Linked DNA regions of Homo sapiens: region 1 is linked to region 2. A link is an interaction called in ENCODE POLR2A ChIA-PET data of the cell type or tissue named here. Cell type or tissue: endothelial cell of umbilical vein. All regions are shown on one strand. Each heading gives the region's core, and the rest is flanking DNA. Links, peaks and the distances in the headings are about the cores only.

The links. Peaks named below come from ENCODE experiments on the same cell type or tissue, not always from the same donor. Only the 100,000 strongest peaks of a DNase experiment are listed, where the experiment ranks them.
Region 1: POLR2A ChIA-PET joins it to region 2 with 11 read pairs; 4 of 35 experiments call an interaction of 5 or more read pairs at or near these places.

What each region holds. Positions count from the first base shown.
Region 1 is chr17:42,238,740-42,254,521 of GRCh38, reverse strand. All of the region lies in intron 1 of STAT5B (signal transducer and activator of transcription 5B), which reads left to right. Among named protein-coding and RNA genes, the nearest start is that of STAT5B, 30 kb to the left of the region's middle. In endothelial cell of umbilical vein, for the core only: no CTCF peak of the experiment used is centred there; a DNase peak (open chromatin) is centred at 5,701; H3K27ac peaks cover 1,333 bases.
Region 2 is chr17:42,434,823-42,450,604 of GRCh38, reverse strand. It overlaps LOC102725238 (a long non-coding RNA gene), which reads right to left. Exons shown (of 4, transcript XR_007065758.1): 3 at 14,213-14,339; 4 at 348-2,104. It also overlaps the pseudogene RNU7-97P. Among named protein-coding and RNA genes, the nearest start is that of ATP6V0A1, 16 kb to the left of the region's middle. In endothelial cell of umbilical vein, for the core only: a CTCF peak has its summit at 11,220; a DNase peak (open chromatin) is centred at 8,214.

The DNA of each region.
Region 1 (15,782 bases), core at 2,544-10,543, 190 kb after region 2:
AGGACAGAAACTAACTTGTTGAGGAAAAAGAGAAATATACTGGGAGTTCTGACTGATAGGAACAAAGAGAGGACAGCTTCGAAGGATGATTTGAAAAGTAATCTATGGAATTTAGCTTTAAAGCAGGATCTTGGGCTGTAGACTACTTTATTATTATTATTTTTTAAGAGACAGAGTGCAGTGGTGCAGTCATGGCTCACTGTAGCCTCAAACTCCTGGGCTCAAGCCATCCTCCCACCTCAGCCTTCTGAGTAGCTAGGATTACAGGTACATACCAGCACGCCTGGCTAATTTTTTAATTTTTATTTTGTAGAGATGAGGTCTTGCTGTGTTGCCCAGGCTGGTCTTGAACTCCTGGCCTCAAGTGATCCTCCTGCCTCAGCATCCCAAAGTGCTGGGATGTTGTGGACTCCTTTAGAGCCTCTTGAAATAGGGCTAGTAAAGTGATTTTCTACCACTGTATCTGTGCTCATTTACATTGGGCAGATCACTTCTGCTTGACTTCATAGTTTCAACCTATAACATGAGGGGTCAACAGGTAGATTCGGAACCATCAGAGTTTAGGCCGAAGCCCATAGAATATGAAAGTTATTTTTAAAATTTATTTTTACAATGTCTACAAATGCAGTTGTTAAAGTGCCAGAGACAGAAGTATTGACAATGAGAAATTATCCAAAACCAGGCCAGGCGCGGTGACTCACGCCTGTAATCCCAGCACTTTGGGAGGCAAAGGTGGCAAGATGACTTGAGGCCAGGAGTCACAGGCTGCAATGAGTTGTGTTCATGCCACTGCTCTCCAGTCTGGGCCACAGAACAAGACCCTGTCTCTAAAAATAATCATCATCATCCAAAACCAAGACTGGCTCCTATTGGAAAGGTGGAAATGGTTGTGATGGAATTCAGCAACACCAATACCTTGGTATTTCTGACTTTCAGGATGTTAGGAGACTCTTTCAGTCCTTCCTGTTTAAATATGAATGGATATGTATTGCCATTATTGCCCTGCCCCTACATCTCCCAAATTTAGATTGCTAGTATTTATGTAAGTTTACTAGTCACAAATAGATTCTTGCATTTCCCATCTCTTGTCATAGGGCCCTCTTTGAGTTCAATATGCTTTTATTGGCACTTACTTTGGTTTTCTTTACAGCAGCAGCTGCTAATTAGTGACAGCTTTTGAGCAAGCAGCTTGTCATTTTTGGCAGAGATAGGGGACATCCATAGCAAGTCAAGACTATATTTTCATTTGCTAAATTTACTTTGCTACATGGAAATACATCTTGGATAAAAAATAGTCTGTAGTCAAAGGTGGCTGTGTTTACTGAATTATCTTCCTGAGTTGGCATTCTGTCCTGTAGTTGAAGAACTCACAGAGATGAAAAAAAGAAAGAAAGAAAGAAAGAAAGAAAGAAAGGTTCAACGTCTATCAGACTGATGCCATAAGTCCTGAGTCATCCTTCTAACATTAATCTACATTCTGGGTATAGAACCTCATCATCTTGTTTTGGCACAATCATAAATCTTTCTGGATTGTAGTTAGTGGCATACATGGTAACTGAATGAGTGAATTGTTGACAAATGTGCTTTTCGTTTATACTCAGCTTCTTTCTTGAGATATAATTAAAAGAAAGGTTAGTTTGCTTAGAGAAGATCCTTTCTTTGGAATTTTAGCTCATCTTAGCATCATCATATTTCATGTAATTCTTCTCTTTGAAATTGCTGCAATAAAGTGTTAGCTCTATTTTACAAACTTGTCACGATGTTTATGAGGGTGGCACAACTTGCTATTATGTTTACCTTGATTAGCACCAATGATGAGTCAAAACCTCCGTCATGGTTTCTATAAAGTGTGATTCACTCCCATTATTCCTGTAATAAGGATTCAGATTAATGACCTCCACAGTGTTAAAAATATCCTGAAGGAAATAACTGACCTACCATCCATTTCCCCCAATTTAGGTCCTTTTTGTAACATGGAGGTCTATAAAAATTGTATTCAATACACAATTACTAAATACCAACCATGTATATCAAGTACTATATTGGGGAAATCAAAATGAATCAGAGAGACATGGTCCTTGCTCCAGGATGGCTTACAGTCTATTAGTTGGCCAGCAGATAACTTAGTTGCCTTGGTTCTTATGTCCAGAGTGTAGGGTAAATTCTAATTCTAGAGGAGGAAAACATCCCATCTTTTAAAAATAAGATTATCAAAATGATCAAAGACATTGGATACAAATATTGTACTGATTCTATTTCTACCTAAAGGTGTTAAAGATTGTTTGAGGCACTTTTCCTAGGCTTGTGGAACTGCCAGGCATCCTTGTCCCAAATTTCCCCTTGATATATCGCACAGCACTGTTAAATTCAGAAGTTGCCTTCTGTATCAGAGTGTCTATTTCTTGATGGCATAGCTTGGAGAACCCAGATGATCTTCTAGCATTCAACTCATACTTAATGTACATCAACAGTAACATAGTTATTTGTATATTTTCTTTTCTTTTTTTCTTTTTTTTTTTTTTTGAGACGGAGCCTTGCTCTGTCACCCAGGCTGGAATGCAGTGGCACGATCTCGGCTCACTGCAACCTCCACCTCCTGGGTTCGAGCCATTCTCCTGCCTCAGCCTCCCCAGTAGCTGGGATTACAGGCACGCATCACCACGCCCAGCTAATTTTTTGTATTTTTAGTAGAGACGGGGTTTCACCATGCTGGCCAGTCTGGTCTTGAGCTCCTGACCTTGTGATTCGCCTACCTTGGCCTCCCAAAGTGCTGAGATTACAGGTGTGAGCCACCGCACCCAATCTATTTGTATATTTTCATTTGAACATTTATTAATTATAGTAGGAATTTATCATGTATACCTTGTCTCCAACCCAATGCACAGTAGCATCAGGTAAGTTGCTGTTTAGTTATAGGTATCATGTGAACAGGTATCCAGATGGCAGCTAACTTCAGTATCCTTTGTTATCCTGTCTTACACACTGGGGTGTTTTACAAGTTGCTTTCTCATTTCTATTAATGACATTTCCCCCTGTATGTAAAATGTTTTCTGCCATTAGAAAGCCTAAGTTTCAGATGTTCTGTGATAAATATTGGTGATGGATAATAATGTAACTAATGGAAGCCCCTTAAGGAATTTGCGAACAAGTTTAACAAAGTTAACAACTCAGCTTCTTATAGGAAATGTTGCATTGCTAATTCTGACCACAAGTGGTCAGGATCTAGGTTTTGGCCTTATGGGAAAGTTACCCAAGCCCAGGACAGTTCTCGTTATTCTCCTCCCACTCACTTTTACAATCTAAAGCTTTTGGCTAATTTCTGATTGATTTAAAAGAATGAAGGTGAACCCCCACCCCCCAAATATGGCATCCTTTGGTTGTGCTTGAAGGTTTGTCTTCTTAGTGCTAACCCTCAGGGAAGGGAGTCTTATTTAAAGCCTTTTTTTTTGGATTGTCAAATAATCTTTTTGTATTCATTTGTGAATTGCATTTTATGATAATTCATTTTGTGGCTCGTGTTATAAAGGAGTTAAACTGCAGGTATCACTGTCAGGAGAAACTCATTTGACTAGCTGATGATTTTTTTTTTTTTTTTTTTGAGACAGAGTTTCCCTCTATCACCCAGGCTGGAGTGCAGTGGCATGATCTCCACTCACTGCATCCTCCGCCTCCTAGGTTCAAGTGATTCTCCTGCCTCAGCCTCCCGAGTAGCTGGGACTACAGGTGCCTGCCACCACGCCTGGCTAATTTTTTGTATTTTTAGTAGAGATGGGGTTTCACCATGCTAGCCAGGATGGTCTCGATCTCCTGACCTCATGATCCGCCCGCCTTGGCCTCCTAAAGTGCTGGGATTACAGGCATGAGCCACCGCGCCCGGCCTCGTGATGATTTTCAATAAGTAAACCACTGTGGTTCACAGCCTGAGCTCCGAAGGTGGACAAAACTCCTTGAATATTTATTACTACTACTGTTATTATAATTCTATTACTACTGCTGCTAGTACTTTATTTTTCTCATTTCCCATGCTTATTCCTTTGCTATTATTTAAGGTTTGGTGATGAAGTATAGGAAGGGCTTGGAAATGAAGTCATTTATTTTGTTTCCAACACAAAACAGTTTCTAGTGTGGGTGTGTGGGTGGCTTAATTTAACATAACAAACTAATACGTTTTTCCTTGAACTCCATACTATCTTCATTTCAAACTAGGTATTCTCAGAGTGGGGTTAAAATACTCTCCATCATCAAAGCCCAGACATTTTAGAACAAGAGCTTGTCTCACAAAAAGCCTGGTGTCTCTGTTGCCACCACAACCTGAAACTAACGAGTTAGAAACCACATAGAGCCAACGACATGGGGTAGGAGCTCGTAACATTTTCTCGCAAGTTTTGTGTAGATAGTTAAGCCGGGAACCGATCTGGTTGAGAAAAATGTTTAAAATCATCATTTTCCCTTCCTTCTCCTTCACTTTTATACTCAAAAGGGTCTAATTTTGCTCCTCTGGGAAGATTGAATGCGTAGGCTTTCATGTAGTTTAACACTCTCTTAATTTAAAGAAGTCTGGGTTTGGTGCAGTGGCTCACGCCTGTCATCCCAGCACTTTGGAGGGCCGAGGTGGGTGGAGCGCTTGAGTTCAAGAGTTCGAGACCAGCCTGGGCAACATAATGAAGCCCCGTTTCTACTAAAAATACAAAAAATGAGCCAGGCATAGTGGCACACACCTGTGGTCCCAGCTACTCAGGAGACTGAGACAAGAGGATTGCTAGAGCCTGGGAGGCAGAGGTTGCAGGGAGCTGAGATCACGCCACTGCACTCCAGCATGGGTGACAGGGTGAGACCCTGTCTCAAAAAAAAAAATTATATTTTCTATCCTCTTCCCCTTTTTGTTATGTGTTTTACAGTCTTTTCTCCATGTCTAATCTAAGAAACTTATATATTCATTGTATATATATCTACTGGTTGTCAGCATTGAACCTTGCCTGTGCCCTAGCATGTTGCAGAATGACTGACTTGACTTTATTTTGAGAATAAGTTCAAAATTTATTCTTTTTTTATCAGTTGACTAGGGACCTTATCTGTTGTTGCATTTATTATCTCTAAAATACCATCTTCTTTTTCTTTTTATTTTTTTTGAGATAGAGTCTCACTCTGTTGCCCAGGCTGGAGTGCAGTGGTGCAATCTTGGCTCTCTGCTACCTCCACCTCCCAGGTTCAAGCAATTCTCCTGCCTCAGCCTCCCGAGTAGCTGGGATTACAGTCACGCGCCACCACACCCAGCTAATTTTGTATATTTTTGGTAGAGACGGGGTTTCACCATGCTAGCCAGACTGGTCTCAAACTCCTGACCTCAAGTGATCCACTGGCCTTGGCCTCCCAAAGTGCTGGGATTACAGGCCTGAGCCACCTCACCCAGCCTACCATCTTATTTTTAGATGGAGACTTCTGGACATTGGTATAAAATCTGGATGGTTCCAGTCCTGACCTTTTCTTCATGTTTAATCTCACCTTCCTAACACTTCCACCACGTTGAAAAAGCGTAGCTCCATATGATCTTACTGCCCTTCGTTCAGTCAAGCGAGACACTGACATTGTGTAGATTCTGGGTCTCACATTTGCTTTGTTTTTATCTGGAGCTTTACTGGAAACTAAATGCTATTGCGTACTAGCTGCAGAAGCAGGAGGGGAAGTTGGCAAGAATTCGCTGCTTTCTGTTTGGTCTGTCTGAGGCAGCTGACCTTTTGGAAGGAAATCGCTGCTCTTCGCTTCTTCCGGTAACAGTGCCGCCTGTGAAAGAACACATACACAGAAGGGCTCTGCCGTTATCCTGGCTGATGCCTTGCAGCATAAGCTGTTAGTTAAGAGGTGGGAGCCTTTCAGTGCATCTGTTGTGTGCTGTAGGAGCATGCACTCAAGTTCCTACACCATGCTAAGTTGTGTGTAGATCTACTATTAGAGGTATAGTGAGAGACGGTCTGTTACCAGAAAAAGTAGGTTGCTTTAGCAAAAGTAATTGCATTTTATTTACTCCCACTATGAGTGCTGTAGTAAATGTGGACAATTATTTTGTGCACAATTTTAGTTCATCTTAATGTTAAATGTCCTGGTAATTGCTTTTTATACCTGGATAACCGTTGTTGTTTTTTTTTTTTCCCCAGCAGGACAAACATTTTGATTTGCTAAGACATGAGCTCTTATTAAATGTCATTTCTTCTCAGAATTAGAATAAGATTTTTTTTTTTTTTTTTTTTTTTGGACAAGATCTTACAATGTCACCCAGGCTGGAGTGCAGCGACACAATCACGGCTCACAGCAGCCTCAAACTCCTGGGCTTAAGCAGTTCTTCTGCCTGTCTCCTGAGTAGCTAGAACTACAGGCATGCGCCACCACACTGGGCTAATTTGTAAATTTTTTGTAGAGATGGAGTCTCACTATGTCGCCTAGGCTTGTTTCAAACTCCTGGCCTAATCAGTCTTCCCATCTCGGCCTCCCAGAGTGCTGGGTTTACAGGCATGAGCCACTGTGCCTGGCCCAGAATTATCTTCTTCTTTTTCTCATACATTTTTTTTTTTTTTAGAGAATGAGTCTGGCTCTGTCATCCATCTGGCATGCAGTGGCGCAATCATAGTTCACTGCAGCTACTAACTCCTAGGCTCAAGTGATTCTCCCACCTCATCCTCCCAAGTAACTAAGACTACAGGTGTGCGCCACCACACGCTACTACTTTTTGTTTTGCTTTCTTTGTAAAGACAGAGCCTTGATATGTTGCCCAAGCTGGTCTTGAACTCCTGAGCTCAGGTGATCCTCCTGCCTCAGCCTCCCAAAGTGCTGAGATTACAGGTGTGAGCCACTACACCTGGCCAAGATTTAGCTTCTTAACAAACCTGCTACTCGTTGGATCCACTTTTTCTGCAGGACTTGTTTTACTTAAACACAGGTAGTAGGACACCCCACAACTTGGGATTATTTTTGGAAAGCTGTAGTTGGGTTTCATATCACCCAGTAAGCAAACAAGGGAACTAACCAGCTGATGAAGCGTTTCTCTCTTAAAAGAGGAGATTTCAGTTTTGTATTGTTTTAACTAAAACATATTCAGTTCAGTTTTTATTTTGTTATTTGAAATGACATATTCAAGTTATGTCTAAGTAAAAATGAAACATTTTAATTCATGGCAAATTAAGAGAACACAGCTACCTGGAAAACGGGGCAAACTGCCATATCCTTCTGTATTTAGTTTTGGTTCGGTGGATAGGTGTGCTTTTCTAAGGTATTATTGGTCTCTTCCCTAGATTTGCTGTTGATGGCAGAGATGGTTGGGTGAAGGTTTGTGTTGATGTACATAAAAGACATAGAGATTAGTACAGAGAGAAACATCTCAGGGCCCCCTTAGCAAGATTGCCCTGCAGTGCTTCTGTTCTTGGAAACTGGTCTGATCTGTTCCACTTTCCTGGGGTAATGAAGAATCCAGGGGGAATACAAACCCTGCGTTGGTTTTAGGTATAGGTTCTTGGCACAAAATAAATTGATATCAACAAAACAGGAAGATTTCTCCCCGGTTCTGTTGGCCTTTGAGTAGGAGCGAAGTTAGGAACCAACAGCTGAGGTTTCCTGTGATCTGCTCTTGTAATGATAGCTTTCTAGACACCTTGAATTGTTACTCTTGAACTGTCAACGGCCTTCACGTAAGCCAGTTGTGTTCAGGTATGTGATTAGAGGTAAGGGATGTGTTTGTTTGTGTTTAGAAATGGGGTCTCACTTTGTGGCTCAGGCTTGAGCATAGCGGCGTGATCATAGCTCACTGCAGCCTTGACCTCCTGGGAGCGCTCCTGTCTCAGCCTCCTGAGTAGCTTGGACTGCAGAAGTGAGTCACCATGCCCAGCTAGAAAGTTTTTTATTTTAAAGAAATTCTGGTACCGTTGTGAGTGACTTTCTGTGTATTTCGTTCTATTTACAGTTGGTACAAGTTTGCTTAGTCACATCAAAGATGAAAGAGGGCCACTAATATATATAAATATATGTCAGAATTACAAATTAATCTGCTATTAACAGTCTTAAATCACTATTTGAAAACACATTTAAGGCACTATATATTTGAAAGTGAAAGAATTGCATTTTAAAAAAAATTTTTTTATAATTCTGAATTTTTACTTTATAATTCTGAATGTTCTACTTAAAATTAAAATTTTTTTATAATTCTGAATTTTTACTTTATAATTCTGAATGTTCTACTTAAATCAAGGCTGCCCAGGTAAGACAGTGTCATAACCTGGATATTATCATGTTAGGAAATATTTCTTCCTGTGTTTTATGTCTCTTTAAACTTGGTTCCTGTGGGATAGTCAGTAGTACCAATTCCCCATTGATTATTAAATTTATATCTTAAGTTTTACATTTTAAACACAATTTAATCAAAAACTTTACAAAAATTGTACCAAAAAGCCCCTTCACCTAAATGTAACAACTGTTTACACTTCTCTTTGACCTTTCTCTATTTGCCCTCTTGCATACGTGTTGCATACACTTTTCATTTAACATTCTTTTATTTCTACTCTAAAAAAATGTGTCTACAGGCCAGGTGTGATGGCTCACATCTGTAATCCCAGCAGTTTGGGAGGCCGAGGTGGGAGGATCACAAGGCCAAGAGTTGGACACCAGGCTGGCCAACATGGTGAAACCCCATCTCTACTAAAAATACAAAAATTAGGGCTGGGCGGGGTGGCTCACGCCTGTAATTCCAGCACTTTGGGAGGCCGAGGTGGGCAGATCACCCGAGGTCAGGAGTTCGAAACCAGCCTGGCCAACATGGTGAAAACCCGTCTCTATTAAAAATACAAAAAATTAGCCGGGCATGGTGGTGGGCACCTGTAATCCCAGCTACTCGGGAGGCTGAGGCAGGAGAATTGCTTGAACCTGGGGGGCGGAGGTTGCAGTGAGCCAAGATCGCGCCATTACACTCCAGCCTGGGCAATAAGAGCAAAACTCCGTCTCAAAAAAATAAAAATAAAAAATTAGCCAGGCATTGGTGGCAGATGCCTATGGTCCCAGCTGCTCAGGAGGCTGAGACAAGAGAATTGCATGAACGCGAGAGGTGGGGGTTGCAGTGAGCCAAGATCATGCCACTGCACTTTAACCCTGTTGAAAGAGCAAGACTCAGCCAGGCGCGGTAGCTCACGCCTGTAATTCCAGCACTTTGGGAGGCCAAGGTGGGCGGATCACAAGGTCATGAGGTCGAGACCATCTTGGCCAACATGGTGAAACCCTGTCTCTACTAAAACTACAAAAATTAGCTGGGCATGGTGGCGCGTGCCTGTAGTCCCAGCTATTCGGGAGGCTGAGGCAGGAGAATCGCTTGAACCTGGGAGGCAGAGGTTGCAGTGAGCCGAGATCGCGCCACTGCACTCCAACCTGGGTGACAGAGTGAGACTCCATCTCAAAAAAAAAAAAAAAAAAAAAATTAGCCAGGCATTGGTGGCAGATGCCTATCTATGGTCCCAGCTGCTCAGGAGGCTGAGACAAGAGAATTGGTTGAACACGAGCGGTGGGGGTTGCAGTGAGCCAAGATTGTGCCACTGCACTTTAACCCGGTTGAAAGAGCAAGACTCTGTCTCAAAAAAATAAATAAATAAAATAAAAATTTAAAAATGCGTCTACATGGTTTTTATATTTCAACATAGCTTTTATATTTCATTTAACTGGTTGCACCATATCCCATTAGATTAATACATTATAGTCTAATCATCCCCCTATTTTGGACATTTTGGTTATTTCTGTTTGTCCCGACGGTATATATCCCTGGGAATTGGCCTGAATCAAGGCACTTGTCAAAGAAAATTTTGCTAGGTAGAAACTAAACACTGTAATTCTCAATGGTAAGAGGGAGGCCATGAACTTTAATAGGGAAAATATTGGTAACATGTGTGGATTTATTAATAAATTGCCTGTTTTGTTTGTTTTTAACTTTCAAACAAGAGGAAAGGGATTATATTTCATTTAAGCAGTATAGAAACAGGGTATTGTAGTAGCTGAGGAGTTTTTTTCCTGAACTAAAAGATTTGAATTGTCCAAGAGACAGATTCTAAGATGAGTTGATCTTGAATTACAGTACAAATATAAACCTTCACTAGAAATTCTGAGGCTGGCTGGGTGTGGTGGCTCACACTTGTCATCCCAGCACTTTGGGAGGCCGAGGTAAGAGGATCACTTGAGCCCAGGAGTTCATGACCAGCCTGGGCAACATAGCAAGACCCCATCTCTAAAAAAAAAAAAAAAAAAATTAGCCGGGCATGGTGGCACACACCTGTGGTCCCAGCTACTCAGGGGGCTAAGGGAGGAGGATCACCTGAACCCAGGAGGTTGAGACTGCAGTGAGCAGTGATTACGCCATAGCACTTCAGCCTGAGTGACAGAGTGAGACCCTGTCTCAAAAAAAAAAAAAGAAAAGAAAAGAAAGAAAAAAATTCTGAAGGTAAGATAGGACTACATGGCAGCTTCAAATCATTTCTTATTTTTCCGTAATGCAGATGGTCATTAATTTTGGGCTACAGCAAGTGCTTTTAGTCATCTGGAAAGTGATACAGATGTAGCTTCTTCCCAAAGGGATCGCAAATCCATTATCTCCATGGATTTGGACATGGAGATAATGATAACACATGTACACTGTGGGCCACCATGGCACAAGAGAGCCCAACTTGCATGCTGGTGGCCTGCAAGCTGCAGCACAACGCCTAAGAAGTCCAGATTTTTATTGACCACCAGGGACAGTTTCAAAGTGAGAGTCAAACCTCTGCTTTCATTGCTTTGTTTTTCTTTTTTGGAATGTTTGCCCTTCATTTTGATTTTGAAAAAAGTGTACATGACTTAAAAGTGGAAAGAATAGAACAATGAGTACTCGCATATACTTCACCTAGGTTGAGCCAGTGTTCACAGTTGTTAGATTTACTTTCCCACACTCCCCACCACTGTCACTCTTCCGTTTCTCCTGCCAAAGTAAGATGCAGACGACATGGCCATTTACCCTCAAATACTTGACAGTGTATCTACTCCCAGCAAGGGCATTCTTCTACGCAACCTGAATGCCATTGTCACTCTCAAGAAATTTAGCAGTGATAAAGTAATATCTAATATATAATGATATAATGGCCTTTAGAGCTGTGGGTGTTTTTGTTTGTTTTGAGACAGAGTCTCACTCAGTTGCCCAGCCTGGAGTGCAAGTGGCGCAATCTCAGCTCACCACAACCTCTGCCTCCCGGGTTCAAGAGATTCTTGTGCCTCAGCCTTCAGAGTAGCTGCAACTACAGGCGTGTGCCACCACGCCCAACTAATTTTTATATTTTTTTTTTATTTATTTTTTTTAAGTATAAACACATATATTTTTTAAAGTTTATTTTTAACATTTTTTTTTTTTAATTGATCATTCTTGGGTGTTTCTCGCAGAGGGGGATTTGGCAGGGTCACAGGACAATAGTGGAGGGAAGGTCAGCAGATAAACAAGTGAACAAAGGTCTCTGGTTTTCCTAGGCAGAGGGACCCTGTGGCCTTCCGCAGTGTTTGTGTCCCTGGGTACTTGAGATTAGGGAGTGGTGATGACTCTTAAGGAGCATGCTGCCTTCAAGCATCTGTTTAACAAAGCACATCTTGCACCGCCCTTAATCCATTCAACCCTGAGTGGATACAGCACATGTTTCAGAGAGCACAGGGTTGGGGGTACAATTTTTGTATTTTTAGTAGAGACAGGGTTTCACCATGTTGGCCAGGCTGGTCTCGAATGCTTGACCTTGAGTGATCCTCTGGGCTTGGCCTCCCAAAGTGCTGGGATTACAGGCATGAGCCACCACACCCAGTCGTGTTTTTGTTTTTGAATTACGCTCTTGGTTGTGTCTCTTCAGTCTCCTTTAACCTAGAACAGTTCCACCTGTTTTGGGTGGGGGGTGGGATCATTGATTAGAGTCTCACAATTTGGATTTGTCTGATTGTTTCTTCATGATTTAGTTTGTGTATTCTTTTCAGCAAATCATATCTGGAGGCACATAATGTCAGTTTATGCCATGATTGGGGATGTTTGATCACTCGGTTAAGGCATTGTCCGCCAGATTTATCCACAGAAATGCACCTTTTCCCCTTTGAATAATAAGTAATATGTGAGTAGTACTTTGAGACTAAATGCTGTTCCCCAACAACTGTCACCTAATGGTTTTAGTAGCTGTGATGATCCTTGTCTGAGTCTACTCTCTTTATTTTTGAGATTGTGCATCTTTGGCCAAGACTTTATATCCTATATTTAGATGAGAGTTTTAAATATATAGTAACCTGCTGATTGAAACCTGATTTTTATATTTAGTAAGTAGATCCTTTCTCTACCTTCTCCTTTATTCCCTCCCTTACCCTTTTCCCCTCCTCCATTCTCTGTTCTTCCTATTGTAATATGCAGTGATTTGGCTGTGACATAAAGATTAATGGCGGATTGTCTTCCCAGAATACTATCATCTCTATGTTGCCTGGGCACATTTTTCCTTGTTTGCTTCTTTGTGAGCCAAATGCTTTTATTCTTTCTGTTCTCTTCCCATCTGTTTAATAATGTGATTTTTTAAAAAGAGAATTGGCTTCCTGATTGCATATAGGGTAGTATTTAGAAAAAAAAAATTAAAGAGCAGATGGCTCTGGTATTAACCTGCTTCTAGATGTGATAGCCTTCTTACTTGATATTAGTCCAATTTTAATATGAATGAAGTCTTAATCCTTTATTGCTGCTATTGAATATTTTTCCGTCCCTCAAAATCGCTATACTAGGCTAGGCATGGTGGCTCAGGCCTGTAATCCCAACACTTTGGGAGGCCGAGGTGGGTGGATCACTTGAGGTCAGGAGTTCAAGACCAGCCTGGCCAACATGGTAAAACCCTGCCTCTACTAAAAATCCAAAAATTAGCCAGACACAGTGGCACATGCCTGTAATTCCAGCTACTCAGGAGGCTAAGGCAGGAGAATCTCTTGAACCCGGGAGGCAGAGGTTGCAGTGAGCCAAGATCATGCCACTGCACTCCAGCCTGGGTGACAGAGCAAGACTCTGTCTCAAAAAAAAAAAAAAATTGCTGTACTAGGTGACCACCACCATTTAATATATTTAATAATGTTGGTATCAACAGAAAGCAGTAAACATAATTAGGGAATTTGCTCTTTTTTTTTTTTTTTTTGAGATGGAGTTTCACTCTTGTTGCCAATGCTGGAGTGCAATGGTGCGATCTCAGCTCACCGCAACTTCTACCTCCCAGGTTCAAGAGATTCTCCTGCCTCAGCATCCCAAGTAGCTGGGATTACAGGCATGCACCACCACGCCTGGCTAATTTTTTGTATTTTTAGTAGAGACAGGGTTTCTCCATGTTGGTCAGGCTGGTCTTGAACTCCCAACCTCAGGTGATCTGCCCGCCTCTGCCTCACAAAGTATGGGATTACAAGCATGAGCCACCACGCCTGGCTGGAACTTGCTCTTTATATTCTGTACAGAATCCTTAGTCATTCACTGGAGCTGATAGGTTTAACAGTTTTGAACCCTGGCTCCTTGCCTTGTACTTTTCAGATCAGAAGCAATGTTTAAACGTCATCTCTTTGATCTGTCACCCAGCCCTAGCCTTTGCCAAAATCAGAGCCCCTCAGTATTAGGTTTCTTACTTTAATTTTTCATTCTTTGCTCTCTTTAAATTATGAAATATAACAAACAGGCAGAAAAGTACATAGAAAATGGCAAACCACCTTAAGTCCTCAACATGCATGCAGCCTGGTGCAGTGGTGCAAGTAAGTGCAGGTTCTCAGGTAGGTCCAGCCCAGATAGTACCCCTTAGTAGTATGGACCGACCCTGGAGCAAGTGTTTCACCTCTTTCTCTTTTTAAAAATAGCTTTACTGAGATATAATCACGCACTATAAAATTCACCCTTTGAAGTATATTCTCAGAGTTATACAATTATCACCACTATCTAATTCCGGAACATTTTCATCATCCCCTCAAAAAGCCCTTACCTTTTAGCAATCATTCCCCATTTCTCCCTCCCCTCAGCCCTTGGCAACCAACAATCTATTTTCCGTCTCTATGGATTTGCCTATTCCGGATATTTCATAAAAATGGAATTTACAGTATGTTCCCTTGCATGCCTTTCACTTTACATAATGATTTCAAGGTCATCCACACTGTAGCATGCGTCAGTACTTCATTCCTTTTTAACATCTGCATAATATTCCATTTTATTCATTGTATTTATCCATTCCTATCCATATTTATCTGTTTATCCTTTGGTGGACATTTGAGTTGTTTCCACTTTGGGGCGATTATGAGGTGATTATGAATAATGCAGCTGTGAACATTTGTGTACCTGTTTTTTGTTTTGCTTTGTTTTTGAGACAGAGTCTTGCTGTGCTTGCCCTGTCATCCAGGCTGGAGTGCAGTGGCACAGATCTCGGCTCACTGCAACCTCCACCTCCCAGATTCAAGCAATTCCCCTGCCTCAGTCTCCCAAATAGCTGGGATTACAGGCACCCGCCACCGTGCCCGGCTCATTTTTTTCTTTTTTAATTTTTAGTAGAGATGGGGTTTCGCCATGTTGGCCAGGCTGGTCTCGAGCTCCTGACCTCAGGTGATCCACCCGCCTCAGCGTCCCAAAGTGCTGGGATTACAGGCGTGAGCCACTGCACCTGGCCTGTGTACCCACTTTCTGGGGACACATGTTTTCACTTCTCTTAGGCATATACCCAGGAGTGGAACTACTGGATAATGTAGTAACTCTATGTTTACCCTTTTGTAGAATTGCCAGATAGTTTTCCAAAACTGTTTCACCATGTTACAATTCTACTTAATCTTGATGACCCTCAATTTCCTCATCCATAACGGGGATAATAATAGTGCCTACGTCTGAGGGATTTAGGATAAAGAGTAGATTCATAAAAGCACTTGTTATAAGTAATATACTAAGTGCTTAGCTAGCTCTTAAATCTGGATGGGGGATAATAATAACACTGATAAATGTTATTTATTTCTTATCCTATTTCTGAAGTTTATTTTTATTTATTAGATGAATTGAAATATTTGTTGCTAATAATTCATAAAGCAGTATAATAAATGAAAACTTCAAATTTCATTAGTTGTTTTTTGTACTTTAATTATTAAAAGTCAGATATGTCCTTGGAAGGAATAGGTAAAGGCATGGCTCCCTGCTGGCTTAGTCCTCTCTGTTCAACAACATATTAGAAGGAATGGAATAGGTAGTTTTCTTCTCCTTTTTTTTTTTTTTTTTTTTTGAGACAGAGTCTTGCTCTGTCGCCAGCTTGGAGTGCAGTGGCATGATCTTGGCTCACTGCAACCTCTGCCTCCTGGGTTCAAGCGATTCTTCTGCCTCAGCCTCCTGAGTAGCTGGGACTACAGGAGCATGGCACCACGCCCAGCTAATTTTTGTATTTTTAGTAGAGATGGGTTTTCACCATTTTGGCCAGGATGGTCTTGATCTCTTGACCTCATGATCCACCCACCTCGGCCTCCCAGAGTGCTGGGATTACAGGCATGAGCCACCGCACCCGGCCTCTTCTTTTTTCTTTTTTTTTTAAGAGTTTAGTATGCATAGGGCAAAATCAAAGCCTTGCTGTTACTGTACCACCCTCACCCTTCACAATTCTCCATTCTTTCATTCAAAGATGAGAGAACAGACTTCATGGTGCCTTTCCACCACCACCTCCCAAGAGTTCCTGTCTGCAGAAGTCCTTGTGCCAGTGAAATTGATTAAGAAATAGGAATGCCATCTTTTAAAAGGG
Region 2 (15,782 bases), core at 3,849-11,848:
TATATAAATTATCACAGTCAACTGATGTCAATATTTTTTCTTTTTTCTTTCTTTTTTTTTTTTTTTTTTAAGACGGAGTCTCTCTCTATCGCCCAGACTGGAGTGCAGTGGCGCAATCTTGGCTCACTGCAACCTCTGCTTCCCAGATTCAAGCGATTCTCCTGCCTCAGTCTCCTGAGTAGCTGGGATTGCAGGCATGTGCCACCATGCCCGGCTAACTTTTGTATTTTTAGTAGAGACAGGGTTTCACCATATTGACCAGGCTGGTCTTGAACTCCTGAACTCAGGTGATCCACCTGCCTCGGCCTCCCAAAGTGCTGGGATTACAGGCGTGAGCCACTGTGCCTGGCCAACTGATGTCAATATTTTTATCAGCTTGAGTGAAGTATAAAACTCTTACCTCCATTTTAGTCTTTTTACTTTCCCATTTACAACATAATTGTCTTAAATATTTCCTCAACATACTTTGCAAACCACATTGGACAATGTTACACAGTCTGCTTCAACCATCAAACATAATTGAGAAAACTCAAGAGGAGAAGTGTTTTTTTTGTTGTTGTTGTTTTGTTTTTTTTTTATTGATCATTCTTGGGTGTTTCTTGCAGAGGGGGATTTGGCAGGGTCATAGGACAATAGTGGAGGGAAGGTCAGCAGATAAACAAGTGAACAAAGGTCTCTGGTTTTCCTAGGCAGAGGACCCTGCGGCCTTCCGCAGTGTTTGTGTCCCTGGGTACTTGAGATTAGGGAGTGGTGATGACTCTTAATGAGCATGCTGCCTTCAAGCATCTGTTTAACAAAAACATCTTGCACCGCCCTTAATCCATTTAACCCTGAGTGGACACAGCACATGTTTCAGAGAGCACAGGGTTGGGGGTAAGGTCATAGATCAACAGGATCCCAAGGCAGAAGAATTTTTCTTAGTACAGAACAAAATGAAAAGTCTCCCATGTCTACTTTTTTCTACACAGACACAGCAACCATCCGATTTCTCAATCTTTTCCCCACCTTTCCCCCTTTTCTATTCCACAAAACCGCCATTGTCATCATGGCCCGTTCTCAATGAGCTGTTGGGTACACCTCCCAGACGGGGTGGTGGCCGGGCAGAGGGACTCCTCACTTCCCAGTAGGGGCGGCTGGGCAGAGGTGCCCCCCACCTCCCGGATGGGGCGGCTGGCCGGGTGGGGTCTGACCCCCCACCTCCCTCCCGGACGGGGTGGCTGGCCGGGCGGGGGCTGACCCCCCACCTCCCTCCCAGACGGGATGGCTGCCGGGCGGAGACGCTCCTCACTTCCCAGACGGGGTGGCTGCCGGGTGGAGGGGGCTCCTCACTTCTCAGAGGGGGCGGCTGCCGGGCGGAGGGGCTCCTCACTTCTCAGACGGGGCGGCTGGGCAGAGACGCTCCTCACCTCCCAGACGGGGTCACGGCCGGGCAGAGGCGCTCCTCACATCCCAGACGGGGCGGCGGGGCAGAGGTGCTCCCCACATCTCAGACGATGGGCAGCCGGGCAGAGACGCTCCTCACTTCCTAGATGGGATGGCGGCCAGGAAGAGGTGCTCCTCACTTCCTAGATGGGATGGCGGCCGGGCAGAGAAGCTCCTCACTTTCCAGACTGGGCAGCCAGGCAGAGGGGCTCCTCACATCCCAGACAATGGGCAGCCAGGCAGAGACGCTCCTCACTTCCCAGACGGGTTGGCGGCCGGGCAGAGGCTGCAATCTCGGCACTTTGGGAGGCCAAGGCAGGCGGCTGGGAGGTGGAGGTTGTAGCGAGCCGAGATCACGCCACTGCACTCCAGCCAGGGCACCATTGAGCACTGAGTGAACGAGACTCCGTCTGCAATCCCGGCTCCTCGGGAGGCCGAGGCTGGCGGATCACTCTCGGTTAGGAGCTGGAGACCAGCCCAGCCAACACAGCGAAACCCCGTCTCCACCAAAAAAATACGAAAACCTGTCAGGCGTGGCGGCGCGCGCCTGCAATCCCAGGCACTCGGCAGGCTGAGGCAGGAGAATCAGGCAGGGAGGTTGCAGTGAGCCGAGATGGCAGCAGTACAGTCCAGCTTCGGCTCGGCCTCAGAGGGAGACCGTGGAAAGAGAGGGAGAGGGAGACTGTGGGGAGAGGGAGAGGGAGAGTGAGACCGTGGGTAGAGGGAGAGGGAGAGGGAGAGGGAGGAGAAGTGTTATAGACTGAATTGTGTCTTCCCAAATTCCTATGTTGAATCCCTAACCTCTATTGTGACTGTACATTGGAGACAGGGCCTTTAAAGATGTAATTAAGATTAAATGAGGGCCGGGCACGGTGGCTCACTCCTGTAATCCCAGCACTTTGGGAAGCCACGATGGGCAGATCATTTGAGGTCAGGAGTTTGAGACCAGCCTGACCAACATGGCAAAACTCTGTCTCCACTAAAAACACAAAAAAATTAGCCAGGAGTGGTGGCACACACCTGTAATCCCAGCTACTCGGGAAGGTGAGGCAGGAGAATTGCTTGAACCCGGGACACAGAGGTTGCTGTGAGCCGAGATTACGCCATTGCACTCCAGCCTGGGCAACAAGAGTGAAACTCCGTCTCAAAAAAAAAAAAAGAAAAGAAGAAAAAAAGGACACCAGCCGGGCTTGGTGGCTCACACCTGTAATCTCAGCACTTTGGGAGGCCGAGGTGGGAGGATCACTTGAGGTCAGGAGTTTGAGACCAGCTTGGCCAACATGTTGAAACCCCCGTCTCTACTAAAAAAAAAAAAAAGAAAATTATCTGGGTGTGGTGGCACATGCCTGTAATCTCAGCTACTCGGGAGGCTAAAGTAGGAGAATCACTTGAACCTGGGAGGTGGAGGTTGCAGTGAGCTGAGATTGTGCCACTGCACTCCATCCTGAGCAACAGAGCAAGACTCCGTCCCCCCCCACAAAAAAGGACACCAGTCCTGTTGGATTAGCCCGGCTAATTTTGTTTTTTCGGTAGAGATGGGGTTTCTCCATGTTGGCTTGTCTCGAACTCCCGACCTCAGGTGATCCGCCTGCCTTGGCCTCCCAAAGTGCTGGGATTACAGGGGTGAGCCACCACGCCCGGCCCAGTGTCCTTTTCAGAAGAGGAAAAAGCACCAGGAGTGGTCACACACAGACAAAAGGCCATGGGAGGACACAGCAAGAAGGTGGCCATCTACAGGCCAAGAAAAGAGGCCTCAGGAAAAACCAAACCTACCAACACTTTGGTCTTAGACTTCCAGCCTCCAGAACTGTGAGAAAATAAATTCTGTTGGTTAAGTTACCCAGTCTGCAGTATTTTGTTATGGAAGCCCTAGATGACTAATACAAGAAGGAAAGTATATTGCAATTACTCATATATTTGCTTTCCACGTTCTTTTTTCTTTCTTTTTTTTTTTTTTTTGAGACAGAGTCTCGCTCTGTCACCCAGGCTGGAGTGCAGTGGTGCGATCTCAGCTCACTGCAAGCTCCGCCTCCCGGGTTCACGCCATTCTCCTGCCTCAGCCTCTCTGAGTAGCTGGGATTACAGGCACCCGCCACCACGCCCGGCTAATTTTTTATATTTTTAGTAGAGACGGGGTTTCACCGTGGTCTCGATCTCCTGACCTCGTGATCCGCCCGCCTCGGCCTTCCAAAGTGCTGGGATTACAAGTGTGGGCCACTCCACGTTCTTTTTTCATCCTTGATGTTCCAAGGTCCCTTCTTTTATCATTTCCCTTTCTTTTCAAGAACTTCCTTTAGCTTTTTTTTTTTTTTTTTTGAGATGGAGTCTTGCCCTGTCACCAAGACTGGATTGCAGTGGTGCGATCTCTGCTCACTGCAACCTCCACCTCCCAGGTTCAACCGATTTTCCTGCCTCAGCCTCCAGAGTAGCTGGGACTACAGGCATGTGCCACTATGCCTGGCTAATTTTTGTATTTTTAGTAGAGACTAGGTTTTGCCACGTTGGCCAGGCTGGTCTCAAACTCCTGGCCTCAAGTGATCCGCCTGCCTCGGTTTCCCAAAGTGATGGGATTACAGGCATGAGCCACTGCACCCGGCCCCCTTTTAGCCACTTTTTTAAAGGGTAGATCTACAAATGACAAATTCTCTTAGTTTTTCTTCATCTGAAAATGTGTTGATTTCTCTTTCATCTTTGATAGTTTTTTTCTTCTAGCATTTGAAAAAAGTTGTGCCACTTTCTTCTGGCCTTTTTTAGTTTCTGGTGAGAAATCTATTGTGGTTCAATCTGTTTTTCCCTTATGAGAAAGATGTTTTTCTCTTACTGCTGTCAAGATTTTTTCTTTGTTATTAGTTTTCAGGAGTTAGATTATTACGTGTCCTGGTATAGATTTCTTTGAGTTTATCATGTTTGTGGTTTTCTCAGCTTCTTGAACTTGTAGTTCTAGGTCTCTTGTCAAATTTGAGGAATTTTCTGCCATTATTTCTTCTTTTTTTTTCTTTTTCTTTTTTTTTTTTTTTTTTTTTTTTTTTTTTTTTTTTTTTTTGAGACGGAGTCTCGCTCTGTCACCCAGGCTGGAGTGCAGTGGCGCGATCTCGGCTCACTGCAAGCTCCGCCTCCCGGGTTCACGCCATTCTCCTGCCCCAGCCTCCCGAGTAACTGGGACTACAGGCGCCCGCCACCACATCGGGTAATTTTTTTTTGTATTTTTAGTAGAGACGGGGTTTCACTGTATTAGCCAGGATGGTCTCGATCTCCTGACCTCGTGATCCTCCTGCCTCGGCCTCCCAAAGTGCTGGGATTACAGGCGTGAATCACCACACCCAGCCCATTATTTCTTTGAATAAGTTTTCGGTCTTACATTCTTACTCCTTCTAGGACTCTGACGACATAATTTTCTCTCTCTCTCTCTCTTTCTCTCTCTCTTTCTCTCTCTCTCCCTCCCTCTCTCCCTCTCTCCCTCTCTCCCTCTCTCCCTCTCTCCCTCTCCCTCTCTCCCCTTTCTTTCTTTCTTTTCTTTTCTTTTTTGAGGCAGAGTCTCGCTCTGCTGCCCAGGCTGGAGTGCAGTGGCACAATCTCGGCTCACTGCAACCTCCGCCTTCTGCCTCCCGGGGTCAAGCGATTCTCCTGCCTCAGCCTCCCGAGTACTTGAGATTACAGACGCCCGCCATCATGGCCGGCTAATTTTTGTATTTTAGTAGAGACAGGGTTCGGCCATGTTGCCTAGGCTGGTCTCAAACTCCTAAGCTCAAAGCAATCTGACCACCTCAGCCTCCCAAAGTGCTGGGATTATAGGCATGAGCCACCACACCTGGACTGAAATATTCTTTAATATTAAAATTAAATTTCATAAAAAGGAATGAAAGTATGACACATGCTACAACATGGATGAAACTTGAAAACATGCTAAGTGAAATAAGGCAGATTGTAAAAGGACAAATATTGTATGATTCCACTTAAGTGAAATATCTAGACTAGACTAGACTAGGCAAATTTATAGAGACAGAAAGTAGATTACAGATTACCAGGGGCTAGGAGAAGCAGGGAATGGAGAATTGTTGTTTAATGGGAACAGAATTTCTCTTTTATTTTGGAAATAGATAGTGGTGATAGTTATGCACATTGTCAGTGTAATTAATGCCACTGAATTGTACATTAAAAAATGGTTAAGGCTGTGCGCGGTGTCATGCCTGTAATCCCAGCACTTTGGGAGGCTGAGGCAGGTGGATCACCTTAGATCAGGAGTTCGAGCACTACCTGTCCAACATGGTGAAACCCCATCTCTACTAAAAATACAAAAATTAGCTGGGTATGATGGCGAGTGCCTGTAATCCCAGCTACTCGGGAGGCTGAGGCAGAAGAATTGCTTGAACCCAAGAGGTGGAGGTTGCAGTGAGCCGAGATCGTACCACTGCACTCCAGCCTGTGCAACAGAGCAAGACTCCATCTCAAAAAAAAAAAAAAGGTTAAAATGGGGACCAGGCACAGTGGCTCATTTCTACAATCCCAGAACTTTAGGAGGCTGAGGTGGGAGAATACATTGAGGCCTGGAGTTCAAGAGTAGCCTGAGCAACATAGCAAGGCTCCGTCTCTATATTACAAAAAAAAAAAAAAAAATATATATATATATATATATATATATATGGCCGGGCACAGTGGCTCACGCCTGTAATCCCAGCATTTTGGGAGGTCAAGGTGGGCGGATCACGAGGTCAAGAGATCAAGAAGGTCATCCTGGCCAACATAGTTCACATGGCAGCAGAGTGAGACTCTGCCTCAAAAAAAAAAAAAAAAAAAAGGAAAGAAAGAAAGAAAATTATGTCGTCAGAGTCCTAGAAGGAGTAAGAATTTAAAAATTCAAAAATTAGCTGAGCATGGTGTTGTGTGCCTATAGTCCCAGCTACTTGGGAGGCTGAGGCAGGAGAATTGCTTGAACTCGGGAGGCAGAGGTTGCAGTGAGCCAAGATCATGCCACTGCACTCCAGCCTGGCAATAGACCAAGACTCCATCTCAAAAAAAAAAAAAAAATATATATATACACACACACACACACACACACACACACACACACATATATTTATATATATAATGGTTAAAATGGCAACTTTTATATTTTACCACAATTTTAAAAATTAACATGATATACCAAAACCATTGAATTGCACTCTTTGAGTGAATTGTGTGGTATGTGAATTATATATCAATAATCTGTTTTGTTTTGTTTTGTTTTTGAGACAGAGTCTTGCTCTGTTGCCCAGGCTGGAGTGCAATGGCACGATCTCAGCTCACTGCAACCTCTGCCTCCCCGGGTTCAAGCAATACTCCTGCCTCAGCCTCCTGAGTAGCTGAGATTATAGGCATGCATCACCACAGCCTGCTAATATTTGTTTTTTGTTTTGTTTTGTTTTTGAGACAGAGTCTCACTCTGTCACCCATGCAGGAGTGCAGTGGCATGATCTTAGCTCACTACAACCTCCGCCTCCTGTGTTCAGGCGATTCTCCTGCTTCAGCCTCCCAAGTAGCTGGCACTATAGGCGCCCGCCACCACACCTGGCTAATTTTTCGCATTTTTAGTAGAGACAGTGTTTCACCGTGTTAGCCAGGATGGTCTCAATCTCCTGTCCTCGTGATCCACCCGCCTCGGCCTCCCAAAGTGTTGGGATTACAGGCATGAGCCACCGTGCCCAGCCAATAATACTCGTATTTTTATTAGAGGAGGGATTTCGCCATGTTGGCCCGGCTGGCCTCGAATGCCTGACCTCTGGTCAATAATCTATTTTCTTAAAAAGATTCATGGTGAAGATATGGAGAAATCGGAACCCCCATTCACTACTGGTGAAGATGTAAAATGGGGCAACTACTTTGGAAAATAGTCTGGCAATTTCTTAAAAGGCTTATCATAGAGTTACCATATAATCCAACAATTCCACTCCTAGGTATACACCTAAGAGAAATAAAAACCAAATGTCCACAGAAAAACGTGTACACAAATGTTCATAACAGCATTATACACAATAGCCCAAAATTGGAAACAACCCAGATGTTCAACAATGGATGAATGGATAAAGAAAGTGTAGTATAGCCATACAATGAGATGTTATTCAGCAATAAAAAGGGATGAAGTAATGACACATGTTACAACAAAAACCTTGAAAACATAGTAAGTGAAAGAAGTCAGTCAAAAAAGACCACATATGTGACTGCATTTATATGATATGTCTAGAGTAGACAAATCTATAGAGGCAAAAAGTGGATTATTAATGCCTAGGGCTGGGGTGATGGGGAGAATGGAACGTGATGGCTAAAGGGCATGGGGTTTCTTGGCCAGACACAGTGGCTCACACCTGTAATCTCAGCATTTTGGGAGGCTGAGGCAGGAAGATGGCTTGAGCCCAGGAGTTCAAGACTAGCCTGGGCAACATAGTGACACCCAGTCTCAACAAAAAAGAATAAATATTGTTTTAAAGAAAAAATAATAAAGTCAAAAAAGTGAAAAAAATAATAAAAGGGCATGGGGTTTCTTTTCAGGGTGATTTTTTAAAGTTCTGAATTTTTTTTTTTTTTTTTTTTTTTGAGACAGGGTCTCACTCTGTCACCCAGGCTGGTGTGCAGTGGCATCATCACAGCTCACTACAGCCTTGACTTTCTGGGCTTAAGCGAGCCTCCCACCTCAACCTCCCAAGTAGCTGGGACTACAGGTACTGGGACTCCCGAGTAGCTGGGACTATAGTTTATGCACAGAATTTGAGCCTCCCTCTCTGTGGCTCTTATTTTGATAGGATTTCCTCCCATTATTTCCACCTGCTGGGGTTGCCCTGAACAATTCAAGCTAGTAAGACTGCAGGGTTTGGGTTTTTGTTGTTTTGTTTTTGTTGTTGTTGTCGTCGTTTTAAGAGATAAGATCTCGAGCACAGTGGTTCATGCCTGTAATCCCAGCACTTTGGAAGGCTGAAATGGGCTGATCACCTGAGGTCAGGAGTTCAAGACCAGCCCGGGCAACATGGTGAAACCCTGTCTCTACTAAAAATAGCTGTAGTCCCAGCTACTCAAGAGACCGAGGCAGGAGAATCACTTGAACCCGGAAGGCAGAGGTTGCTGTGAGCTGAGATCACGCCACTGTACTCCAGCCTGAGCAACAGAGTGAAACTCTGTCTCAAAAAAAAAAAAAAAAAAAAGAGATGAGGTCTTACTGTGTTGCCTAGGTTGGAATACAGTGGGTATTCACAGGCACAATCTTAGTGCTCTACAGCCTTGAACTCCTGTGCTCACGGTTTCCTCACACGTCAGCCTTCTGAGTAGGTGAGACTACAGGCGCACACCACTACCCCCAGCTTTGTTTTAACCACTCACTTTGCAGACTTTGGACTTCCCTTAGACTAAAAGCTGTAAAAACACAGGAAACCCATTCAGTCCTCTTCTCTTCCAGGTATCCACCTCTGTGCAGTATATTCCTCCTGTTGTTTGCTAATGCCTTCAGGTAGTTTTTGTTTGTTCTTTAATATTTTGCTCTGAGTATATCATTCTTATTTACAGAAGACTTGGTGTGATGGGAATTACTCAGCCATAATTGGAACTTCCTCCTGTGTTTTTTGACATATTCCCATCATTTTGCTGGGGTGTTGGGGGTGGCAGGGGACTTCCTTAATTTCTATCACAATAGGATATTTTAAGCTTAGCTTATACTTTCCTTGTTCCAGCCCTGAAGTCATCCATTTCTCTAAGAAGCTGTTTCTTTGTTGTGAGGAATAATATTTAGAAACCAAGATCTTGGTACCAAGCCTGCTCATTGTTACATTGTGTTATTGCTTCTAAGCCTTCAACACACAGAGGCCAAACCTCTAGCTCTATCTCTACAAATGTATATGAAGTTATGGGTTTATACTGATGCCTCTAACACCAGTTCCACCCATCTAAGGTTCCTTTGTATTCCCTAATTCATATTTAAATCTACTTTTTTCCTACAGTGAGAACTCTAGCTTCCACATTCTTTTATATGTCATTTGCTTAATTCTATAATATGCACAATATAATGTCATAATTGCTATTCCCATACCACTTCTCCTTCAGTACAGTTTTGTTGTTCATTTGTAACATGAGTTAATTTCTGTTTTCATTCAGTTTAGGGTCTCCTCCAATCTTGGGGATTTCATTTATTGAATTTATCATTTTATTTCCAAATATTCTATTTTCAGGCCAGGCATGGTGGCTCACACCTGTAATCCCAGCGATTTGGGAGGCTGGGTCAGGAAGATCACTTGAGCTCAAGATTTTGAGACCAGCCTGGGACACATAGTTCCTGTTTCTGCAAAAGAAAAAAAAAGAAAAGGAAAAAAAAGTATATATATGTTCTATTTTGAAAACTGCTGAATCTTTTGTTGTAATAGCTTTATTGAGATATAATTCATATACCATACGACTCACCCATTTAAAGCGTACAAGTCAACAATTTTTAATACTCACAGAATTGTGCAACCATAGCCACAATTAATTTTAGAACTTTCCACTCGGGCGCAGTGGCTCCTGCCTGTAATCCCAGAACTTTGGGAGGCCAACTTGGGCAGATCACCTGAGGTCAGGAGTTCAAGACCAGCCTGGCAAACATGGTGAAACTCCATCTCTACAAAAATACAAAAATTAGCCGGGCATGATGGCGGGTGCCTGTAATCCTACCTACTCGGGAGGCTGAGGCAGGAGAATTGCTTTAACCGGGGAGGTGGAGGTTGTAGTGAGCCGAGATCACGCCATTGCACTCTAGCCTGGGCGACAGAGTGGGACTCCATCTCAAAAAGAAAAAAAAAGGAAAAAAAAGAAACCTCAGCAGAGGAGGAAAAACTGTAAAAAAAAGAAAAAAAAAGAATTTTGTGCATAGAAATTGAAAATTTGGAAATGAAAATTTCAGACTAAAAATTAAAATGTCAAAGAAATCAAGTATTACAGCTCTTTTAGAATCCGTCTAGCAGGTTTTCCAGTTTTTACCAGAAAACTCTCCAAAAAAATTTTTTTTAAATAGTCCGGGCATAGTGGCTGACACTTGTAATCCCAACAGCTGGGGAGGCCAAGGCCGGAGGATTGCTTGAACCCAGGAATTTGAGACCAGCCTGGGAGATCCTGTCTCTACAAAAAATAAAAAAATAAAAAAAAAATCCTGTCTTTACAAAAAAAAAAACAACACAAAAAATTAGTCAGGTAAGGTGGCATGTACTTGTAGTCCTAGCTAATTGGGAGGCTGAGGTGGGAGGATTGCTGAGCCCAGGAGGTTGAGGCTGCAGTGAGCCATGTTCATGGCACAGCATTCCAGCCTGGGCGACAGAGTGAGACTTTGTCTCAAAAAAATAAATAAGGGCTGGGCACAGTGGCTGTAATCCCAGCACTTTGGGAGGCCAAGGAGGGCAGATCACTTGAGGTCAGGAGTTTGAGACCAGCCTGGCCAACATGGTGAAACCCCGTCCCTACTAAAAATACAAAAATTAACTGGGCATGGTGGTGTGCACCTGTAATCCCAGCTACTCAGGAGGCTGAGGCAGGAGAATTGCTTGAACCCGGGAGGCAGAGGTTGCAGTCAGCCGAGATTGTGCCACTGCACTCCAGCCCAGCCTGGGGGACAGAGCAAGACTCCATCTCAAATAAATAAATAAATAAATAGGGCCAGGTGAGGTGGTTCACGTCTGTAATCCCAGCACTTTGGGAGGCCGAGGCAGGAGGATCACTTGGGCCCAGGGGTTTTATTTATTGTTTTAATTTAATTTAATTAATTTATTTATTTTTGTCATGGAGTCTCCTCTGTTGCCCAGGCTGGAGTGCAGTGGCGCCATCTAGGCTTACTACAACCTTTGCCTCCCAGGCTCAAGTGATTCTGTTGCCTCAGCCTCCTGAGTAGCTGGGACTGCAGGTGTGCACTGCCACACTTGGCTAGTTTTTGTATTTTTAGTAGAGACGGGGTTTCGCCAGTGTTGCCCAGGCTGGTCTCTCCTGGCCTTAAGTGATCTGCCCACCTCAGCCTCCCAAAATGCTGGGATTAAAGGCTTGAGCCACAGCACCCGGCCTGAGCCCAGAGGTTCTAGACCAGCCTAAGCAACATAGCAAAACCTCATCTCTCTCTCTCTCTCTCTATCTCTCCATATACATATATATATATTTGGCCAGGGGTGGTGGCGCTTGCCTATAATCCCAGATACTTGGGAGACTGAGGTGGGAGAATCACTTGAAACTAGGATGTGGAGGTTGCAGTGAGCCGAGATCGTGCCTCTACACTTTAGCCTGTGCAACAAAGGGAGACTCCATCTCAAAAAAAAAAAGATAACCTGACACTGGAAAAGTCTGGCAGATACCACCTTAACCTAATGATCAAGGCTAACATCACTAGTAATGGGGAAATCAAAATTGTGTACCACCTGACAGGATGCAATGAGAGCACAGCATCCCTTTCATGCTATTCCTGCTAAAGATAATACATTTCCTAAATCTAATCATGAGGAAACATCAGACAAGTCCAAACTGAGCAACATTTTGCAGATTAATTGTCCTATGATCATCAAAAGTGTCAAGGTTATGAAAGCCAAAGAAAGAATATTTCCCTGACTGAAGGATACTAAAACGATGCAGTAACTGCTAAGCATTACGTCTAATTGGATCGTTTATGCATAAAAGACATTATTGGGATAAATGGTGAAATTTTATCAGCTGCTGAGGATTAATTTCCTGATACTGATTATTGTATTATGGTTACAAAATGTATGTTGTCTATGTGGTTATGTATGTGTGTTTGGAGAAAATACACACTAAAGTATTTGGGGGTGATAAAACTTGTCAGGTTGTCAACTTACTTGCAAATAGTTCATGAAGAAATAATACTTTTGTACTTTAAAAAACAATTCTGGGCCGGGAGCGGTGGCTCACGCCTGTAATCCCAGCACTTTGGGAGGCCGAGGCGGGCAGATTGCCTGAGCTCAGGAGTTCACGACCAGCCTGGGCAACATGGTGAAACCCCATCTCTACTAAAATACAAAAAAATTAGCCAGATGTGGCAGCATGCACCTGTAATCCCAGCTACTCAGGAGGCTGGGGCAGGAGAATTGCTTGAACCCGGGAGGTGGAGGTTGCAGTGAGCCAAGATCACTGCACTCCAGCCTGGGCGACAGAGCAAGACATCATCTCAAAAAAAAAAAAAAAAAAAAACACTGTAAATTTAAAATAATTTAAACGTTTTAAAAGTGAATTTTTTGGCCGGGCACAGTGGCTCATGCCTGTAATCCTAGCACTTTGGGAGGCCGAGGTGGGCAGATCACCTGAGGTCAGTAGTTCAAGACCAGCCTAGCCAACATGACAAAACCCTATCCCTACTAAAAATACAAAAAGTAGCTGGGCATGGTGGCAGGAGCCTATAATCCCAGCTACTTGGGAGGCTGAGGCAGGAGAATTGCTTGAACCCAGGAGGTGGAGGTTGCATTAAGCTAAGATTGTGCCACTTCACTCCAGCCTGGGCAAAAGAGCAAAACTCCGTCTCAAAAAATAAAATAAATAAATAAAAATAAAAGTGAATTTTTTTTCCAGATAGCCACTTCAATTTTGATTACTCTTATCCTGGAGCTGCTAAACATTGATTGATATATTTTATATCCATTTGTATTGTATATAATTTGCTTATTTGGGAATTCTTCTTCTACTTCTTAACATTTATTTCCTCAATGAGATTTTTTTTTTTTTTTTTCAGACAGAGTCTCACTCTGTCGCCCAGGCTGGAGTGCAGTGATGCGATCTTGGCCACTGCAACCTCCGTCTCACAGGTTCAAGCGATTGTCCTGCCTCAGCCTCCCAAGTAGCTGGGATTACAGGCATGTACCACCACACCTGGCTAATTTTTGTGTTTTTAGTAGAGACAGGGTTTCACCATGTTGGCCAGGCTGGTCTCGAACTCCTGACCTCAAGCAATCCACCTGCCTCGGCCTCCCAGAGTGCTGGGATTACAGGCGTGAGTCACCACGCCTGGCCTTTTTTTGAGACGGAGTCTCACTGTCACTCAGGCTGGAGTGCAGTGGCATGATCTTGGCTTACTGCAACCTCTGCCTCCCAGGTTCAAGCAACCTTTTCCTGCCTTGGCCTCCCGAGTAGCTGGGATTACAGGCGCGCTCCACCATGCCCAGCTGATTTTTGTATTTTTAGTAAAGACGGGATTTCGCCATGTTGCCCAGGCTGGTCTCAAACTCCTGACCTCAAATGATCTGCCTGCCTCGGCCTCCCAAAGTGCTGGGATTACAGGCATGACCTACCGCGCGCGGCCCTCATTGAGATTTTTAAACACCCAAAGAATACAGATTATGCTTTTGTTTCTCTTGTATTAATATTCCTTTGTGGTCTCAAGTAGCCACTCTTAGCCACTTGTAAACACTAAAGGGTTTGGAGCATATGAATAATCTGACTAGCTCAGTTGACGCTTTCAATTTAAGCCCATGGAAAAACCGTTTAAATCATCTCTCTTAAGTCATATGATGGATCTGTGGACTACATCTGTGCTGATTGCTCTTTCATACCAATCAGAGGCCCCTGGGATTCATAGGAATACACGTCTCCATGGAAAAATGAGTCACTCCACCAACGCACAGCTGGACTCTCACACTCAGAGCACAATAGAAATGTGGAAATCTAAGTGAAGCACAAGGAATCTGTAACTGAACAAGAGTTTACACTCTTCCTGTTCTGTTAGGTTGTGAAATGGAAACACCGTTTCCTGGGAAAAGGGCCCGATTCCACAAATGAAATGGTTTTGCTTTAATATGCACAGCTGCTAAACACTTACTGCGTTTACTGAAAGTGGCTTGTTTGAAAGGTCTGGTCTTGGTTCCAGCTGGAAAGTTGAAAGGAAGGGGCTCTTCTCTTGTGCAACAAAATGGGTTTAACAGAAACAGTCTCTTTGAACACCAGTTCTGAATTGGTTCAAGTGAGAGAAAGGGAAAAGGGTCATGCACATTATTTGCCACACATTGTGTATCAAACATTTTGATATGTCCCTTTACAGATGTGAACACATTTCATCCTTAAAACAACCTTAGTATTTTTTATTATGGGAAACTTCAGGCGGGGCTTGGTGGCTCACGTCTGTAATCCCAGCACTTTGGGAGGCTGAGGCGGGCAGATCACTTGAGGTAAGGAGTTGGAGACCAGCCTGGCCAACATGGTGAAACCCTGTCTCTAATAAAAATACAAAAATAAGCCAGGCGTGGTGGTGGGTGCCTGTAAACCTAGCTACTCGGGAGGCTGTGGCAGGAGAATCACTTGAACCCAGGTGTCAGAGGTTGCAGTGAGCCGAGATCGTGCCACTGCACTCCAGCCTGGGAGACAGAGCAAGACCCTGTCTCAAAAAATAATACAATACAATACAATACCATACAATACAATACAATACAATACAATACAATACAATACAATACAATACAATACAATACAATACAATACAATACAATGGTGTAGTATTGGCATATAACCTAATGCACATCCTCTCATATACTTTAAATCATCTCTAGCTTACTTAGGCCTAATACGATGCCCACACATCACTTCATTTTTGTGGATTCAACACAGTACTTGGCAAATTCATATTTTGCTTTTTGGAATTTTGTGGAATTTTTTTCCTAATAATTTCTATCCACAGTTGGTTGAATCCATGGGTGTGGAACCTAAGGATACAGAAGGCAGAGACGGGATAATGAATCCCTATGTACATATCACCCAGCTTCAACCATAATCAACAAATAGTCCAGCTTGTTTCATTTATATCCCATCTACTTCCGCCAGAATTATTGTGAATCAAATCTTAGATGTGATATCATATCATCTGTAAATACTTCAGTATATATCTCAAAAATGTACGAATTTTTTAAAAACATAACCACAATGCTGCTATCATACTTAAATTTTTTTTTTTTTTGAGATAGGGTCTCACTCTGTCGCTCAGGCTGGAGTGCAGTGGCACAAGCCCAGCTCATTGCAGCCTCCACCTCCCAGGCTCAAGCCATTCTCCCGCCTCAAAAAAATAAATAAATAAATACAAAGATTAGTGAGTGGGTTGAGTTGTTACTTTGATATAATAGAGTTCCCCACAATTTTCTGCCTAATAGTTTTAGCGGGCATTAATGATCATTAGCTCATTTTTTCACTAGAGGCTACAAAATAGTGACATTTTAATCCATCATTCCTTCTTTATTTATGAGCTGAAATTATTTTATAAATAAGTGCTTTCCTTCACCCAGCCGCTATTTGGTTACACAGAGGTACAATCCAAACAGAAAAGGTAAGATTTTTTTTTTTTTTTGGAACAGAGTTTCACTCTTGTCCACCAGGCTAGAGTGCAATGGAGTGATCACTGCAAC